Linked DNA regions of Mus musculus: region 1 is linked to region 2. The links are chromatin contacts, found by Hi-C or POLR2A ChIA-PET in ENCODE. All regions are on one chromosome and are shown on one strand. The core of a region is the stretch at or near the end of the contact, and the rest is flanking DNA. Distances in the headings are between cores, read along the strand shown. Region 1 holds the start of Rab40c (Rab40C, member RAS oncogene family). Region 2 holds the start of Chtf18 (CTF18, chromosome transmission fidelity factor 18).

Region 1 (5,248 bases), core at 1,866-4,365, 190 kb before region 2:
AGACAGTTTTCAGTATGTGAGTCAAATGGACTTCTTGGCCTTTCCACATGCTTGTCCAGTCACAGCTCCCTCAAGTTCTGTGGCCACCACACATGGCAACTCAGCTTCACCCTGCTTGTCTATTGTTGACATGACTGTGAGTGAGTACAGGTGCTCAGATGGGCAGAAGAGGGCATTGGATCCCCTGACCATGGAGTTGTATAGGTGGTCATGTGCTGTGGTACTGAGAGCCAAATTCCAATCCCGCCCAAGTACAGCAACCATTCCTAACTGCTGAGCCATCTATCCAGTACCTTCAGTAAACCTGGATTTGTCATGTAGCTCAAGTTGGTCTTGAACTCATGGCAATCCTCCTGCCCGAGTATTAGGACTATAGGCGTGTGTCACCCACCTAACCTGCTTAGGAGGAGGTCCTTGCCTTCCCAGCAGCCAGGAGAGCTGTCAGCTGTGGACACATCTGTGCTCAGCGGGCACCTCATCACTGGTGGCACACTGCCCAGACTTGTGTTCAGTGGTCATGTGAAGGAGCAGCACCGAGTCGGCACTGATGTTATCCTTTCTTGGCCTCCTGTCTCAACATCCCAAGCAGCTGGGCTTATAAACTTCTGCCATCACAGAGTTTTGGGGTTTTTGGTTTTGGTTTTTTTGTTTCATTTTGTTTTTGAGACAGGGTTCCTCTGTGTAACAAGCTCTGATTGACTGTCATTTTGTAAACCAGGTTGGTCTCAAACTCAGAGATTGGCCTGCCTCTGCTTTCCCAGTACTGGGATTTACATGCCCTGTCCAAATTCATTCTTGGGGCTGGAGAGATGGTTTAGTGGTTAAGAGCACTGACTGTTCTTCCGAAGGTCCTGAGCAACCTCCTGGTGGCTCACAACCATCTGTAATGGGATACGATGCCCTCTTCTGGTGTGTCTGAAGACAGCAACAGTGTACTTCCATATAATAAATAAAGTCCTTTAAAAAATTCATTCTTGTGCCAGTCTTCATACCTTTTTATGGGTAATACTTTTCACCATATCAACACACCTGCTTGCCATCTGTTTTCTAATGATATATGTGTCTCATTGTTTTGCCTGCATGTATGTAAGTGTGCCAAGAATGTGCCTGGTCCTGGAGAAGTTAGAAGTAGGCATCAGATCCCTGCCTGGAACTGGAGTCATGACTGTGAGCTAACAAGTTGGTGCTGGGAACTGAACCCTGATCCTCTACTAGAGCAACGAGTGCTCTGAACTTCTAAACCAACTCTTCATCCAATCCCTCATTTTATCAGTTTCTTATACTTGTTTTTAAATGTGCATTGGTGTTTTGCCTGCACATTTGTCTGTGTGAGGGTGTCAGATCTGGAACTAGTTACAGACAGTTGTGAGCTGCCATGTGTGAATTCAGTTGTGAGTTGCCATGTGTGAATTGAACCCGGGTCCTCTGCGTGCACACATGCACACACACATGCACACACACACACACACACACACACACACACTTTATCTATTATCTGACAATGTTCAGGAAGTTTGTGTAAAAACTGTTCCAAGGTACAGTATATGTGTGACTGCAGCATGTGGAGGTATGTGGAGGTCAGAGGATAACTTTCAGAAGTCATTGCAGCCTTTCCCCCTGTTAAAATGGGCTTACACCAGGCCAGGTAGCTCTTGAACTGCTGGACAAATTCTCCTATCTTTACTTCCTTTCTTTCTTATTATAGGAGCCGGAGCTAGATGGAGATTACAGATGGTCAGTCACCGGAGGGAGATCGAACTCATACTGTTAGGCTTACAGTGCAAGAGCGTTGGTCCCAATCTATGTTTACGGTTTTTTTTGTTTTTTGTTTGGTTTGGTTTGGTTTTGGGTTTTTGAGACAGGGTTTCTCTGTATAGCCCTGGCTGTCCTGGAACTCACCCTGTAGACCAGGCTGGCTTCGAACTCAGAAATTCGCCTGCCTCTGCCTTCCGAGTGCTGGAATTAAAGGCGAGCGCCACCACGCCCGGCTTATGTTTTACGTTTTAAATTTTTTGCTATTTATGTGACTTGTGAATGCACTCTTAACCAAGAACGCTGTCCGTGGCCCTCCAGCCTTGGAGCTGGCCGACCGAGTGTGCACATGCAATGCGTTGCCCATCCTGGAGTTCACCGGGCCAACGCTGCTCAGTCGCTGGTCCAAGCCCTCAGGATCCGCTTTGGGAAGGATGTCCCCCACAAGAGACAGCTCAGAGGTGGACTTCAGCCGCCATCCTTGTGCCAAAACACTCAGTAGCGGCCCCGCCCACTCCGCAGCCAGGAGGAAGTCCCACCCCTTGGAACAGCCCACAAGGGAGAGAGGCTTGCCCCTCCAGGGCGAACACTAAGTGGCTGTCCCCGCCCTGCCCTCAGGGAAGGCGAGCCCCACAGTGTACGACGAACTTTGTTACTTCCCTTCTGGGTCTCTGTGAGAGCGGCCGGCCAACGCAGCTTGATAGATAACCTGCCCCCTTCCAACACCCTCCTCCCGGGACTCAGCTGAAGCAGGAGTTATCTCTACCCTTCCGCTTGTCCACGAGGGGGGAAGGGTAGACTTGTGTAATGTTTGACTCTTGATTGGCCCGAATTAGGAAAGGGGTGGGCCTAGGAGGTTATGATCGATGTTAGATGGCACAAATGCCTTAGCAGTAGTAGCCAATGGTGATGACGAGGGGGCGGGAGGCCAGGATGTTGCAGGTCGGTGCCCGGCTACTATGGCTCTGAGGCATCCTGCAGGAAGCAGTAGGGGTTGGGATGGACATGCAAGAGCAACCAATGATTTCGGAAAATCAGTGGGAAGTAGCCAATGGTCACAGCGAGGAGGCGGGGAAAAACGCCAGCCTCAGCAACACTGTGTACGAAATAGCGGGGACGGGACTTCAGTGATAGACAAGCATGTAGACCAACAGAAGTGAGAAAGAGGGTGGCAGCGGGCCAGTAGCAGTGGCGAGTGGGCAGGGCGGGGCGACCGTGGGCTGGGCGGCACCTTGTGTGGGGCGACGTGGGGGCGGGGCGACCGTGACGGCCAGGCTGCCAGGCCAATGGCCCGGAGAGGGCCGGCGGAGGGTGGCCAATGGCGGCGGCGCATCCGGGGGCGGGGCTGCGGGGCTGCGCGGTGCCGTGCGGGAAGCGGCGGGTGGCGGCGGCGGCAGCGGCGGCGGCGGCGGCTAGGAGGCTGAGGTGAAGCTGGCGGCAGCGGGGCGGGTGCACTGGGGGCGGTGGCCAGCGGGCGGGAGCATCAGCGTCCTGACCGCACGGCCGCTCACCAGCCTTCGCCCGCAGGTCTGGCGGCGGTGCCGTGGGCCGCGGTGCGGCGGGCGGGAGGATGGGCACCCAGGGCAGTCCAGTGAAGAGCTACGATTACCTGCTCAAGTTCCTGCTGGTGGGCGACAGCGACGTGGGCAAAGGCGAGATCCTGGAGAGCCTTCAGGACGGCGCAGCTGAATCCCCGTACGCCTACAGCAACGGTAGGCCGGGGTTGGCTGTGGGCGCGCGAGGTGGGAGCGGCCTGTCGCGGGAGCGGGCGGCCTCTGCGCGTGTCGCTGCGGTATCCTCTGGCCCTGCCTTGAGGAGCCGTCGGCAAGCGGGCGCGGGTCCTGGTGGCTACTAAGAAGTCACAGCAGCAGGTCTTTGGAGTCCATTAGGGCCTGGAATGGGCCGCGCGGCAGATACCGCACGACGGGCCCGGTGCTCACCGCACTGCCGCCGGAGGGGTTTGCTCAGAGACACCGCACCCTGTGCAGGGAGAAAATAGGTCTGCTGCGATGTGATTTTTGTTAACTTCCGGGTGCATGGCAAAAAATACACAAGGTAGATTGCATCACTGGCACTTGCCTGAGCTTGCCTCTTAATTTAGATATTTAAGGTAAAATCGTAGCTAACAGTGGGTGGGATTGGATCACAGGGGCTGCTGACTCCGGAGGAATTAATGTGCAGTGGGCCTGTCATCTTATATCACTGGACTAATTCTACCTTCCTGGTCGCTTCCCGAGTCCCTTTTACTCTGCTTTTTTACTTCATTCTCTGGGGTCTTGTTAGCCCTGTCTTACTGCTCTGAGTACTGGCGGTCTGGTAAATAACAGCTGAGTGTGTAGGTAAGACATCTACCACTCTTAGCAGTTAGGACTTGTCAAGGGTGATGACTGCCAGGACATCAGTGGAGGACCCTTCCTTTTGAACAGTAGCGCTGGATCTTCTCTGTAAGTCCTCCCCAAGCACCTCTCAGCTTCAGTTCACAGCAGGCATCTTCAGCGCAGGAAAGGAAGAGTCATGGTTTTACTTTGCAGGGTATGTGAAAAGACCTCTGCACAGCCAGGCAGCCTTGACTGGTATTTAACTGGGCGTCCCAGGGTGACAGCCCTGCTCAGAAAGGCTTTGGGGGGTTACCTTTCCAATGGGGGAGTGTGGGAAGGGCTGGGCTTGGCTTCAGAAATGCTTAGTGTTAACTTGTGCTTTGGAGAGACTGCTTGTCCCTGCTCCACTCTTCCTTTCCCCATCAGCTTCAACCACATATCCACACAGCCTCCTGCTGGATCCTCTTTCCTCCTCTCCTCTGTCAACGGAGTCTTGCCAGATTTCCTATGACGTGCTACCCGAAGTGGGGCCACTAGCACATAAAGAGTACAGAGGTGTGAGACTTACCATGGGCACTGTTCACCCACCCAGTGCTTTCACGATGCACAAGCTGTACGGCCCGTGTGGGTCCAGCAGTGTGAAGCACAGAGGCAAACAGCCTCAACAGCATGGTTCTCATGCTGGGTTGACATGCATACAGCACAGATATCAGGCCTTTGGGTCAGAGCATTGGGCCTCCTCAGAGAAGAGATTAGCAGTGGTAAAGCAGCTGGTTCTGGAGTGTGCGCACAGTGTGTATTTACTGTTTGAAAGAGCTGGACTTCTCGTTCTCTAAGTAGATAAGCGCATGATTCCTTTCTCTCACCATTATTAAACATCCTCTGCATGTCAGCCAAGTGCTGGTGGTGTAGTCCTTTAGTCCCTGTGCTGGGGAGCAGAGGCAGGCAGACCTCTGAGTTGGAGGCCAGTCTGTTCTATAGAGCAAGTTCCATGACAGCCGTGACTACCCAGAGAAACCATGTCTGGAAAACAGAAAGAGAACGTTCATTTTCACTTTTAGGTTTTTTTCAAGGTCCAGGGCTCCTCTGAGCAGGGTAGTCCCCACCTGGGAAGGAGTCTGCTGCTCCATATTGGCCCCTGATCTCCTTCTTGATCCCAGCTGGGTTATTTACCTGTC
Region 2 (6,096 bases), core at 1,778-4,277:
TGGCCATAAGTCAGGTCACCCACGATAGGGTGGCCAAGGGCACTGCAGTGCACACGAAGCTGGTGTGTCCGGCCTATGGGATCAGGGACGGGAGGTCAGGCTGGGAGGAAAACCATTCTTTGTCACATCCCTTGCTCTTACAGTATCCAACAAGTTCTCTGGGTTGGCTGCGGAGTCTCCGGGCAGCCCCCCGGCTTGCTGCTGTGTGTTACAGTGTTGAGGAATAAACTCTCTTCTTTCTCCTTTTAAAGTTTTTTTAAAGTATATTTTAATTTTGAGTGTGTGTGTTGTGTTCCTACATGTGCCTGCTTGATGCTACACTGTTGAAGTAAATCAGAAGACAACTTTTTTTTTGAGACAGGGTATATATATATATATATACATATTTTTTTTTTTTCTTTTCTTTTCTGTGCAGCCTTGGCTGTCCTGGAACTCACTCTGTAGACCAGGCTGGCCTCAAACTAGCCCTGGCTGTCTTGGACCAGATGGGCCTCAAACTCACAGAGATCTGCCTGTTTCTGCCTCCCAAGTGCTGGGATTAAAGGCGTGCGCCACCATTTCACAATGCTCAGAAGACACCTTCTAAGATTCTCCTCTCTCCTTCCACCATGTTTGTCTGGGACTCCAACTCAGGCTGTCAGGCTTGGCAGAGAGCGCCTTCGTAGTTAAAAGATAGGTATGAACTTCTGATCTTCCTGCCTCTATCTCTAGGGTGCTACAAATGCTACCACACCTGCTTACCCAGTCTTCTTTTTTAAAGGATGGATCCCTTGCTAGTCGGTCATGGCACACGCCTGCCTTTAGTCCCTCTGGAGAGACAGAGGCAGAGGCAGGCAGAGTTCGAGGCCAGCCTGGTCTATAGAGTGAGTTCCAAGGCAGTCAAAGCTTCACAGAGAGAAAAGAAAGAAAGAAAAAAAGAAAGAAAGAAAAGTACGGTTCTCTTCTGATTAGCTGCTTTGCAGATCTGTGCTACTGCGAAGGAAGGGCAGGGCAGGGTGGGGCAGGCCCTTGGTATGGGATTCATTATATTTCTTGCTACAAATCAGACATTGGGACTCAGGTCAAGAGATTGGTCGGGGTGGGCCGTGAGGGCACAGTCAGGGAGACCCTTGATCTAGCCAGAGAGATCAGCTTGACAGCCAGGGTACATGCAAACACCAGCAAAGATCTTGCTATCGGCTCTGCCCGCACACCTAGTATAGACCCAGGCAGGCCACAATGCCTATACCTCGGGGTCCTTTCTTATATGATGAACTCCTGCCCTGGACATACCTGTAAGTGGCTTTAGCAGCACTTTGGACACAGGGTCACCAGCATATAGGCCGTGTTCCAGGACCAGCAGCTCTGTGAGGCTTGGCTTTGGGTTCTCACAACCTAGATGAAAACTAAAGTGTAAGGGCCCACTGGGCCAGCCCTAGAGCCTGAGCCAACTCCAATTTCCACCTGTCTGGCCGTTCCCATTCACGCAGGCTTTGGAGACATGCCCATGGCCCCCACAACAAACCACTATTACCATGAGTGCCCTCGATGCACATGGTATGCGTCCGCCCCTCCGTGCTATTCCTGCCAATGGCATAGTTGATCGTCACTTGGCTTTCCTGGACATGGCCTCGGACCTGTCGAGCAAGGACATCACATGCAGCTCACTGGGCCACACTGTCATCTCTGAGAGGAATGTGGCTGAGCTCTAGATAGGCACATAAGCCTGGCACGGAGCTTCAGTTGAGAGGCCTGCTGGAGTAGGCTGTGAGCCTTGGGTCTCCACACAGCATCCCAGGAACTGGCCAGGACTTACCAGTGCCAGGTAGGCTTTGGTGACTCGCCGTTCCTTGAAGCATTTATAAGCACTGCCCGCAGCTGCCTTATTCAGGGCTACGCACAGTGCCCCACTGGTGGAGAAGTCCAGCTGGTGGCAGAACCTGGGAACGGGCAGAAGAGCAGCAGTGGCTGGACCCTGTGGTGCTCTGGTTAGCACCTTTGTGGCAGAGTCCAGTGTCCCAGCATCCTTTGGAAGGATGCTGCAGTGGGGCTCTCCATGTTGGCTGTGTACCTGAACCCATAGCAGGTGTCAGGGTCAGCCAGCTCTGGGAAGTGGTGTCGGAGCTGCTTCTGTAGGGTCAGGGTCTCCCGCCAGGTCTTGCTATCAATGCGCAGGTCCCAGTGCTTGTTCACCACCAGGAAGTCGCTGCTCTGGTACACGATGGACAGATTTTCCATGCTGCCAGGCTCCATGGTGGGGCTGCACGCAGGTGGGAGTGAGCCTGGGGTAGGAGGGTGCCTGACCTGGTCTTCAAGTACTGTACACACTTACTGGGGCCAGAACCTGCTGGAACCCTTTATGTCTTCCACAAGGGCCCATGCCAGGGGTGTCAGCTCCGGAATGGGAGTCTGGCCAAGGTCAGGTGATTCTGACTTGCCATGGACTCAGGGTTAGGGAGCTCTCCCTGACTTGAAGTGGAATAAACAGCCTGGTTGTCCAGCTCACGCCTACACACTTCACGCTAGGTTATTGCCCAGGACCACCCAGGACTTCAAGCGCTCCCTAACTTGCCTCCCACCAGCCTGTGACCACAGGCAGACCCTTTAGGACTTACCTGCAACAGGGCCAAGGGACCAGGATGTCAATTCTCAGCTCTGCATCCAACCTCGCTTCCCTATACTAGGAACCAGGTCTTGGCCTGGCTGGCGCGCAGCTCCGCCTTTTCACCCTGCCCATTCCACTTTCCTAATGGATGGTCGTACTGGCCAATGGCATTCCGGGCCTGGAGCTCCGCCCACTGAAGAATGGTAAGGCCCTACCCGAATAGTCTGCGCACGCGCTTTTTTAGTCCCACCTATTTCCCCGCCTCCCCCACGGATTACTTACTGTACAGGCCAATAGAAAGCGTTCTTGATCCTCCACTCCAACCATTGAACTATTATTCCTCTCCTCCCGCCCTCTGGGAGTAAGACCCGCCCTTCCCCGCTGGCCAATGGCGGGCGCCTCTGGGAACGTCGGCTGTTGATTGGCGGTATTGGAGGCTCTCGGGGCGGGGTAGCGCGCGGTGGCGGCGGCGCGGGAAGTTCTGAGGGACTCTGAGCTGTGGGAGTTGTGGTCTGGCTCCATGGAAGACTACGAGGAAGATCTGTATGGTGTGGAGGATGATTTCCAAAACCAGTTCGCAGCTGAGCTCGAAGTGCTGGCTGAGCTGGAAGGTGGGCGCGGGTCCTGGGTCGTGGCTGCATCCTGCTGCAGCATGGAGAGCTGTGTGGATGGGATTGGTAACGGCTGGGAGTTCGCTTCTTAATGTGTGTTGCTGCTATCAACCTCTGTCTCAGCAGGAACACGGGACCAGGCTCCTCCTGGGACCCTCCAAACTCCAGCGAGCCGCCCTCCGCTAACCTTCGAAGAGGCCATCGCTGGTGGGGACACTGTCCCGCGTCCCTGCCCTGCAGGGTCGCCAGGAAATGTCAACCGCAATACTAGAAAGAATGTTCGTAGGGACCAGCCCGCGCCCTCCAGTATGTCCGATTGGGGACTGAGCACTTAAAGTCGGGGAATTCTGAGGATCAGTTTTCTATTCTTTCACCTCTTTCTGCCTCTGTCTCTGCAGGCCCCATGGTCAAACGACCCAGGTTGGACGTGGTGAAGAAGCTGAACTTTGAGCCAGATATGGAGGAGCTCTTATATCCAGATTCCCCTCCTGGGGACATTACCCCTCCACCGAGTCCAGAGGTCTTCCCTGAGATGTTGGATGCTGGGTGTGTTGCTTAAGGGCATGTAATTCTGACTTGGAAAGCTGCCTGTCCCTGCATGAGGCTCTGGAAGTGGATGTCTATGGGACGGCAAGAGGAGTGAGTGTGGGTCAAGCACCCCATTTGAGAGTGACAGGGAGCTGCTTGTCTCTCCTAGGTATTCAGATGCTAATGCTGACAAAGACCTCATGCAGACATTGCCAAGTCCCCGAAATCGCAATCCTGTCCTGAGACGGCCTCCTATCTTAGAAGATTATATCAATGTGACATCCACAAGTGGAGAACGGGCCTTTTTGGTGCTTCGGGCTGACCTCATAGGCCCTGGGGTGCAGGTGTGTGGCCATAGCATGGGGTTTGCCATGGTATTGGTTCTTTTATGTTGCCAATAGGCTCTCAGCAGGTTCTGAGGCCAGTTTCACCTATCTGAATTGCTAGAAACAGGCACGCCAGGTAGTCCAGTGTTGGAAACAGCAGTGCTACTTTTGAGGCTACGTGGCCTTAGAGTGCCGCCTTGTACCCCATATATTAGCTTTCTGTTTTTCTTTTCCTCTTCACCTTAAAGCTGACTTCCCTTGGACCAGGCCCATCTGAGGGCCATATCCATCCCCTCTCTAATTAGGAAAGGTCATTTCTGTCCCTCTGTCAGCCTTTTTTGGGGGGTGGGGAGAGAAGGGCACTGTGGATGCCTCCATGACCTGGGAGGGTTATAGAGATGATAAATCTGTCTTGCCCAGAACCCTCTTCTAGATGTCCACTGGCGAGGCTGTGGCCAACTGGACCTGCTGGGTGTCCCCTTCGCCTCCCTGAAGGAGCAAGTTGATAGCAAGGTAGGTTTAGTGGAGTGGGGAGTTTATGTGTTGAGTCTAGTGCTGGCTGGACTTGTCCTGACCTCAGCCTATCCTGTTTTTATAGAGACGGCAACAACTGCTGGAGGATGCCCAACAGCTTTCAGACACTCTACACAGGTGACTCACACATGTCCCACCCCAGGAACCCTTTTCAGTTTGGACATATCTGGTGGGCATGGTCACTGTGTTCCCTCTGTGGTGAATCAGGACTTGCTTCTCTTCAGCCTCAGGTCTGAAGGAGAGGAGGCTGTGCTTGAAGGGCCCCCTGCGGAGGAGCCAGCCCCTGGCCAGAACACCGCTCAGCACTGCCTCTGGGTGGATGAGTTTGCACCTCAGCATTACACGGAACTGCTCAGTGACGATGTGAGCTCCCATTCTCACTCACGGGTGACTGGCTTGCTGTATCAGCAAGGGGAAGAGTCAAGGGTCCAGTTGATGTTTGTGTTGGTGGGCCATTGGTTGCTAAGGATGATGTTGGGACTCTGAGTCAGCACAAAACCTTTTTACTGCTAGTTGACTGTGACCTGCTGTGGGCTTTGTTAGAGGTCTGGATGTCCTAGCCCAGTGGTTCTCAACCTTCTGAACGCTGTGGCCCTTTATACACTTTCTCTGTTGTGGTGACCGCCAAACGTAAAGTTATTCTCATTACTGCTTCATAACTGTAATTTTGCTACTGTTATGAATTGTAATGTAAATATCTGTGTTTTCCAATGACCTTAGGTGACCCCTATAAAAGGGTCATTGACTCCCAAGGGGATTGTGACCCACAGGTTAAGAAGCACTGTCCTGGCCTGACCTCTTGCTCTCCCTCAGTTGGTGCCAGCTTGGCCTGGGGTGAGGCCTCAGTGAAGTTGTTGATAAGCTGGGCCTGGGCCTTCTGAGCCTCAGTGTTGCCGTCTGTGTTAAAAGTGTGGGCTTGCCGGGCGTGGTGGCGCACGCCTTTGATCCCAGCACTTGGGAGGCAGAGGCAGGTGGATTTCTGAGTTCAAGGCCAGCCTGGTCTACAAAGTGAGTTCCAGGATAGCCAGGGCTATACAGAGAAAATCTGTCTAGAAAAACCAAAAAAAAAAAAAAAAAAGTGTGGGCTTGGCAGGGCCCCCCTCAGGCTTTGTTCTTACAGTTTACCAACCGCTGCCTACTCAAGTGGCTGAAGCTATGGGACCTTGTGGTGTTTGGCCGTGAGAGACCTGCCCGGAAGCCCAGACCTGGTGTAGAGACCACCCGGGTTGGGAAGGAGGCTACAGCCCCTGGCAAGTGGAAAAGCCATGAGCAGGCACTGGAGGAGATGCTAGAAGCTGAACTGGACCCTAGCCAGAGGCCTCGGCAGAAGGTAAACCCACCTGGCCTATCTGAGCCAAGGGCTTTGCCCTCTGGGTAGCCAGTGCTATTGCAATCGTCTCTTTGGGGGGAGGGTAGCCTGTGAGGCATCTTTAACTCTTCTAGAGTCTGTGGGTTCAATGACATCAGGGTTGGCATCAAGTGCTAGTGTTGTGAGCTTGAAGTTAAATCCATT

The links. A loop is a pair of places that touch in the nucleus more often than their neighbours do. ChIA-PET counts read pairs that join two places held with the same protein, here RNA polymerase II (POLR2A).
Region 1: a loop to region 2 is called in a map of T-helper 2 cell, with 4 times the contacts of the local background. The contact joins the promoter of Rab40c here to the promoter of Chtf18 in region 2. A Hi-C loop is called at or near these places in 1 of 37 maps with a recorded cell type or tissue (T-helper 2 cell). POLR2A ChIA-PET finds 5 or more read pairs at or near these places in 1 of 5 experiments (embryonic stem cell).

What each region holds. Positions count from the first base shown.
Region 1 is chr17:25,917,581-25,922,828 of GRCm38, reverse strand. Rab40c (Rab40C, member RAS oncogene family) reads left to right here and starts at 3,115. Exons shown (of 7, transcript NM_139154.2): 1 at 3,115-3,177; 2 at 3,280-3,464. The coding sequence starts at 3,323.
Region 2 is chr17:25,724,346-25,730,441 of GRCm38, reverse strand. Chtf18 (CTF18, chromosome transmission fidelity factor 18) reads left to right here and starts at 3,027. Exons shown (of 22, transcript NM_145409.2): 1 at 3,027-3,195; 2 at 3,322-3,501; 3 at 3,594-3,741; 4 at 3,893-4,067; 5 at 4,470-4,562; 6 at 4,648-4,700; 7 at 4,808-4,946; 8 at 5,704-5,913. The coding sequence starts at 3,105. Rpusd1 (RNA pseudouridylate synthase domain containing 1) reads right to left here and starts at 2,725. Exons shown (of 6, transcript NM_028009.4): 1 at 2,595-2,725; 2 at 2,051-2,239; 3 at 1,796-1,919; 4 at 1,514-1,616; 5 at 1,273-1,374; 6 at 1-73. The coding sequence starts at 2,232.